2 separate regions of the Homo sapiens genome follow, and region 2 is linked to region 1. The links are chromatin contacts, found by Hi-C in ENCODE. All regions are on one chromosome and are shown on one strand. The core of a region is the stretch at or near the end of the contact, and the rest is flanking DNA. Distances in the headings are between cores, read along the strand shown. Region 1 holds the start of SP5 (Sp5 transcription factor). Region 2 holds the start of HOXD10 (homeobox D10).

What was found. A loop is a pair of places that touch in the nucleus more often than their neighbours do. Pooled maps may share reads with other maps.
Region 2: a pooled map shows a loop between it and region 1 (10-fold over the local background). The contact joins the promoter of HOXD10 here to the promoter of SP5 in region 1. A Hi-C loop is called at or near these places in 3 of 50 pooled maps.

What each region holds. Positions count from the first base shown.
Region 1 is chr2:170,713,699-170,716,588 of GRCh38, reverse strand. It overlaps SP5 (Sp5 transcription factor), which reads right to left and starts at 1,252. Exons shown (of 2, transcript NM_001003845.3): 1 at 1,026-1,252; 2 at 1-330. The coding sequence starts at 1,076. The region is part of intron 5 of ERICH2-DT (ERICH2 divergent transcript); the gene reads left to right. It overlaps LINC01124 (long intergenic non-protein coding RNA 1124), which reads left to right and starts at 2,022. Exons shown (of 1, transcript NR_027433.1): 1 at 2,022-2,890. RefSeq lists enhancers at 1-90, 91-878, 879-1,668 and a silencer at 1,886-1,935.
Region 2 is chr2:176,115,291-176,118,150 of GRCh38, reverse strand. It overlaps HOXD10 (homeobox D10), which reads right to left and starts at 1,373. Exons shown (of 2, transcript NM_002148.4): 1 at 573-1,373. The coding sequence starts at 1,317. It also overlaps a transcript of HOXD11 not described here. RefSeq lists an enhancer at 1,807-2,479.

The DNA of each region.
Region 1 (2,890 bases), core at 3-2,502:
CGGCGAGAACTCGTAGGGGTACGAGGGGTCGGCGGGGGGTGTAAGGGGAAGCTCGTGCGCAGCCCCGAAGGACGGCTGCAGGTGCGTCTTCTGCGGCGTCAGCCCCAAGCTGGGATGCGGGGGCGGCAGTGCGCCTGGCGAGTGCGCCGGCATGTCGGCGGTCCACGGGTGGAAGAGCCTGGAGGGTGAGCCCAGCGCGGGGTCGTAGGGCACCTGCAGGAAGTCCGGGGGCGCCGCCGCGCCCGGCTGGCCGATGCGGCTACAGGTGGCGGCCAGCAATGCCAGGGGCGAGTGCTTGCCCAGGTCCGGGGAGGCGCTGGGGGTGCGGTCCTGCATAGGCGGCGAGGGAGGGCGGAGAAGAGACAAAAGGTTAGCTCCAAGCGCGGACTCCGGGCCAGCCCGCCGCCCCCACGCCCGCTATTATACCGCCGCCCCTCCTCCGTCCCGGCCGTCCCTCCCCCGCCACCGCACCCCACGCACGCACCCACCGGCCGAGGGAAACTTTTGGTGCCTGCGCTACCTGAACGTGGGGCCCGCGAGCGCTTCTTGCTAAACTACTTGGTGCACTGAGACGCCATCCAGCCTTAGAGGAAGCAGGCGCGAAGTGGGAGGGGGAGGCATCCGACGGGCCCCTCCCGGCTCCGTGGTCAGTAAGAGTCGGGAAACACCCACAACCCCGCCGGCCGGCCGCTCTCCCTCCCATCTTTTAAGCTCTCTTGTCCTCACTGCCTTCGCGCTCCTCCCTGGCCCGCCCCAGGCTGAAATCAGCAGGAGGGCCCAGCAGGGTGAGCTCCGGTCCTGTTCTCGGCCAGCCGGGCACCTCCGAACAATCCCGGATCCACGCGTCCCTCCAGCAAAGGCCACACCGGATTAGGTGTGAAGTTGGCGTGGGCACCCCTAGGCCTGGCTCCAGCTGCACCCATCGGCGGGGTTCCCTTTGAGGTTCAAGGTGCACGGAGTACCAGGAGAGATCCGGACACGGCCCTTTCCACCTTTCTCCCGCCCCCTCCGGGCTCGGCCCTGACCTGGAGAAAGGCCTGCAGCGAGTCGTTCCGGAGGACGGCCACCGCGGCCATGGCTACGGCTTGCAGGCCCCTGGCTGCGGAGCGGGACGCCGCCGCCGAGGCATGGACACCCGAAGGCGAGGACGAAGGGCCGCCCAGCCTGCCTCCCTGGCGCCTGCTCTGAGCGCCGGGGCCCTCCCCGCCCTTGCCCCTCGCCGCGCCCCGCTCGCTCGCCCCGCGCGCGGTCTGAGCGCTTCAGGATCACCTCCAAGAATTTGATAAGGACTTTGCTGGGCCGCCAGCCAGTCAGAGGGAAGATTTATGGCTTTGAAGTTTGCCGCTACCCAATCATCAAAGAATAGCGGCTCTTTCAGAAGCGAAAGCAAATCCTTTGAATCCACAAAGCTCCTATGGTGTGTTTGTTGGTCTGGATAAAAGAACTGATTATTAGGGGGGATGGGAAGGGAGGAGATAAAGGCGGGACAATTAATGAAGTAATCACTATGTGGGAAATGTATATACACAAATAATTGGATTTTCCTGATCAAAGGGGGCCTTGCCGCCTGGAGACCCGCGCTTGGGTTGCTCGAGACACTCTTCCCGCCCCCCCCAACATACACACACACACACACACACACACTTGCAATTAAAGATTTGCACCGACGCAGCGCCCAAAGTGACAAAGTGTCTTTGTTATCTCTGGAAAAATCTGCCTTCGGCTTCCAGGCGCCGGACTTTGAGACGGCAAAGAGTGTAACTCTCCCCTGTATTTACTTGCACACCCTGCACCCTCGCCGCACACGCACCCGCCCGCGCACACAGCGGACCCAAGCGAGATCCCCGGTGGGGCGTGGGACCGACAGCGCCCGGCCCGCCGCGTGTCCCCCGCCCGCCGCGGTGGGGCCGAGGGCAGGGCTGTGACCTGGGGCGGGGCCGGGCGGCCGCCCAGCGCGGCGTTGGGTGGCGCGCACGCTCCAGGGCCGCCCGCCTGACGAGCGACCGGGGCTCTCCTGTGACGTTCCTGCTGGCGACCTGGAAGTTTTCCTCAGGCCACAACTTTTGCAGAGTGGACCTGGGAAAAACACCCGCGCCGCGCATACCCTCAAAGCTGAGCTCGGCAGGACACCCAAGGCGACCCGTCATGCCCACCCGAGGGGAAGAAGCTGTGCTGTCCCGCCCCCTTCTCCCCAGGCCACCCAGGAGGCCCGGGCTGGGCTGTGGGGGGCCGAAAGCCCCAGCGCTGCTGGTGATTTCTCGCCCGGAGCCCCGCCAAGCCAGCGCGCCCTCTCGCAAGCCTGGCAGACCAGGAGCTACTGGAAAAAAGGCGCGGTCGAGGAAGCCTGGTTGTTGTGGTCCCACAAACCACAAATCATACGAGAGAGGATCCCGAAGGCGGGAGAAAAGTCAGTACAGACTTGTTCCTGCCACCTTTGGAAAGAAAAAGTTCCTCACCAGGCGCGGGGCGTGCTTTGCTCTGGGCAGGGTCGCGCTTGCAGGGGCTTGGGTGACCCCCATCCCTCCCTGGCGGCTCACCTCCTGCCGAGGAGGGCCACCTGCCTCCTCCTGGCCCAGGGCGCAGGGCGCGTCCTGCCCCGGCACTGCGGACGCGGGGATCGCCTCTCCCGGGCGCGCGGGCGGGGAAGGAGGAAGAGGCGGGCGGGGAACCGCGGGGTGCTCACCGCCCTGGGGCATTAGGGGTGCGGAACCGCGTTGGAGGCCTCGCGGCCCCGGCTCGCGAGAGCGCACTGCGGAGTGGCCGCCGGAGCTCGGCCTACTCCTCTCCCCCACCCACCTCCCGTCGGACACAGTCTCCACTCTCCAGGCCGCCGGCCGTGGGGGAGCCCCTAATCAGTTCGCGCCCGGCCTCTCTGCCCGTCTTCCTCACG
Region 2 (2,860 bases), core at 124-2,623, 5.4 Mb before region 1:
TTGCCGACGGATTGCAAAGACTGCAGCACTTTTCCTAAACAAAGCCAAGGTTACCTAGCCCAGCAAAGGCAGTAAGCCCTGTTTCCCAACTCAAGCACCAACCAGCCCAGCCATCTCTTTCCCCTCACCACCCCCAAGCTCGCAGGATGCGGGGTGCATACACTTGAACACGAACACGGTGCCCTGGATCACCTTAACATGATCATTGGGCTCAAGGCAAAACTGGAACTGCAAATCTGAGCAGGAGAAAAGAGGCTCTGTGGTCGTGTTTATGAGCCGCAGGTCTCCTTTGCGCTCTTTTGTTGTGTTCAGGTCTAGCTCAGGAAAAATAAAACCGGCAAGCTTTTCCTCTGCCCGGGCGCCATCAGCGTGGGGCCAGGACTGGCGGAGAGGGCCAGGGCAGCAGGGGAGAAGCGGGGACTATCTCAGGGCTGAGATCACCCCTCTAAAACCAGGCGGAGCAGCACCTGCCAAGTCGGGCTCCGGCTCGGCGCTGGGCACCCCGGCACTCCCTCTCTGCCGGGTTCCCGGGCTGCGCGCCCCGCTGGGGTGGCAACTCTGCTCATACCGACCTTTGCTTTCCTTCTCCTGCACTTCGGGACTGGACACGGAGACCTCAGCCAGGCAGCTCCTCTCTTCGGGAAGGCCGCCTTTGGCCTCGGGGCTCTCCACCTGGGAGACTTTGGTGGGCTCCTGGCCGCTCACGGGCTCGTTCATCTTCTTTTCCATCTGCAGCTGGGCAGCGGAGAGCTGCGGCTTGGCCGCGCCACGAGGGTTGAGCTGGAGCATGACAGTGGAGCTGCCTTCGGGGCTATTATTGTACTCTTGGGTTTTCCCGGTGGCGTAGGTCTGACTCAGTCTAAAATATCCAGGGACGGGAACCTCAGGGTTCTCAACGGGACAAGACTCAGGGACCAGCCTCTGGTACGAAGGGACCTCGGCCGAAATGAGTTTGTTGCGCTTATCAGAATACATGCAGCAATTGGATTCTTCCTTAATGTTGGTGGTGAAGGAGCAAGTGGGGACTTGCTGTGTAACAGGTTGCTCTATTCGACAAGATCTGTTCGGATCTGTCCAACTGTCTACTTGAGGTATATAAGGATGCACATTCATACCCATATTTTGGTGGTTCACTTCTCTTTTGGCCAGAGACGGGAGCAGTCCACAGGTTTGCATTCCATAGGTCCCCATGTCTGCGCTAGGTGGTGGCATGTACATGCTGGCGCTGCTGGAATAAAAACTGTCACTCCTGCAGGCACTGATCAAGGAATCTACTAAAAAAGTATTAGCAGCAGGAGAGCTGTTGGGAAAGGACATTTTGGGGAAGAATTTGAAGAAGAGAGATTGTGTCCTTTGTAGGCTGACATCTCTAGGAAAACATTCCCCGTGTAATTGTGGATGCCTCTGCCGACCACATGACAACCAAGCCAATGAGATTTGAAAATGGCCTTGAGCCGCAGCCTCCTCTCGGGTCACGTGCTCCAGAGCCTGGCCGGCCGGCCGGGTAAGCACGGACAACAGCGACATCTACTACGCGCCCGCGATAGTGCGCGCTGGAGACAACCGGCCCAGCGCTCTCCGCCGCCCTCCTGTCCGCCTCTCCAGGGCTCGCTCGGCCAGCCCGCCCCACTCGCGTCCCCCGCTTCGGCCCCTGGGCCCAACCGGCGGAAGGAAAGTCTCAGCTCTAGGGGCCTCCAAGTGGACACGCACGGACGGGGAGGGAAGCCAGAGTGCCCTGGCGCCAGCGCACAGAAGCATTCCCCCCACACACAACCAGGCAGAACGCGCTTAAGAGGGCCGGGTCCAGGACAAGCGGGTGGGGGCGCAGGCTGGTTAATTTAGTCCCGGGCAGCCCAGCGGGAAGGTGAGTCGGATTCCGCGGGCCCTGAGACATCCCACCCCAGGGGTCCAAAGGAAAGATCCCTTGGGGCTAAGAAGCGGCCAAGGTGTCTCTAGGAGGGCGGAGGCAAAAAGGGCCGCGAGGGCCGGGAGGCCAAGCAGCTGGCCGGGCCCGGATCCCCATGGATGGGTTGGTCCCTGCGTTGTCCTCCCGCTCGGTCCTCCTGCCTGGCTCCGGGTTCCTATGCGCCCCGGAGGGCTACACGAGGCTTCGGCTCTCAGAGGAACCACACCCTGACCTCTGCGGGGCCGGACCTCTGGGAGCTTTCAGCCCAGAGACAATTCTTTGCCAGCAGTTCACTATCCGCGAAAGCGTCCCTCGGGCTCCCTGTAGGAGAACTAAACAGAGGTTTCTCTCCCCACACCCTGATAATGGAGGGCAAACAGGAAGGAAGAAAGGAAAAAATAATTTAAGAAAAGGGGAAACTCTGACCCTCAGAATCCAGAAGTTTTAGAAAACTGACTGGGCCAAGAAGGACAGAGAGAAATGCAAAGGTGTCATTTTGGTTCTTCTGCAAAGAAAAATGTTTTCCTTTTATGGATTTTGTAAAAGCACTGGTTTCTGACAAGTGCAAGGTACAAAAGGTTGTGGAATTTATTAATACATATTAAGAAGAATCAGGGCGATCAATAAAATTCTCATCTACATTCTTGGGCTACTTGGTAATTTTCTTGCTTCTGAAGGTTTTTAAAGAGTTATGCCCGCTGTTGCCACACACGGGAAGATACTTTATTAACAAATCAATCGAGACTTTGTAAAGGATAAGATTAATAGTTAAATTTACCATAATGGCGTTCGCTTTATGAATTATTGAAAATTATACTATTGATTTTTTTCCCTTCGCTGCTAACCAAGAAGGTCATTTTTGTTTTAATACAAATTGTCAAATATTAAAAGCTATACTTTTGTCAGAAGTTGAGTTTTACAGTTTTGGACAATTTCTGAAATTATTTGACAAGG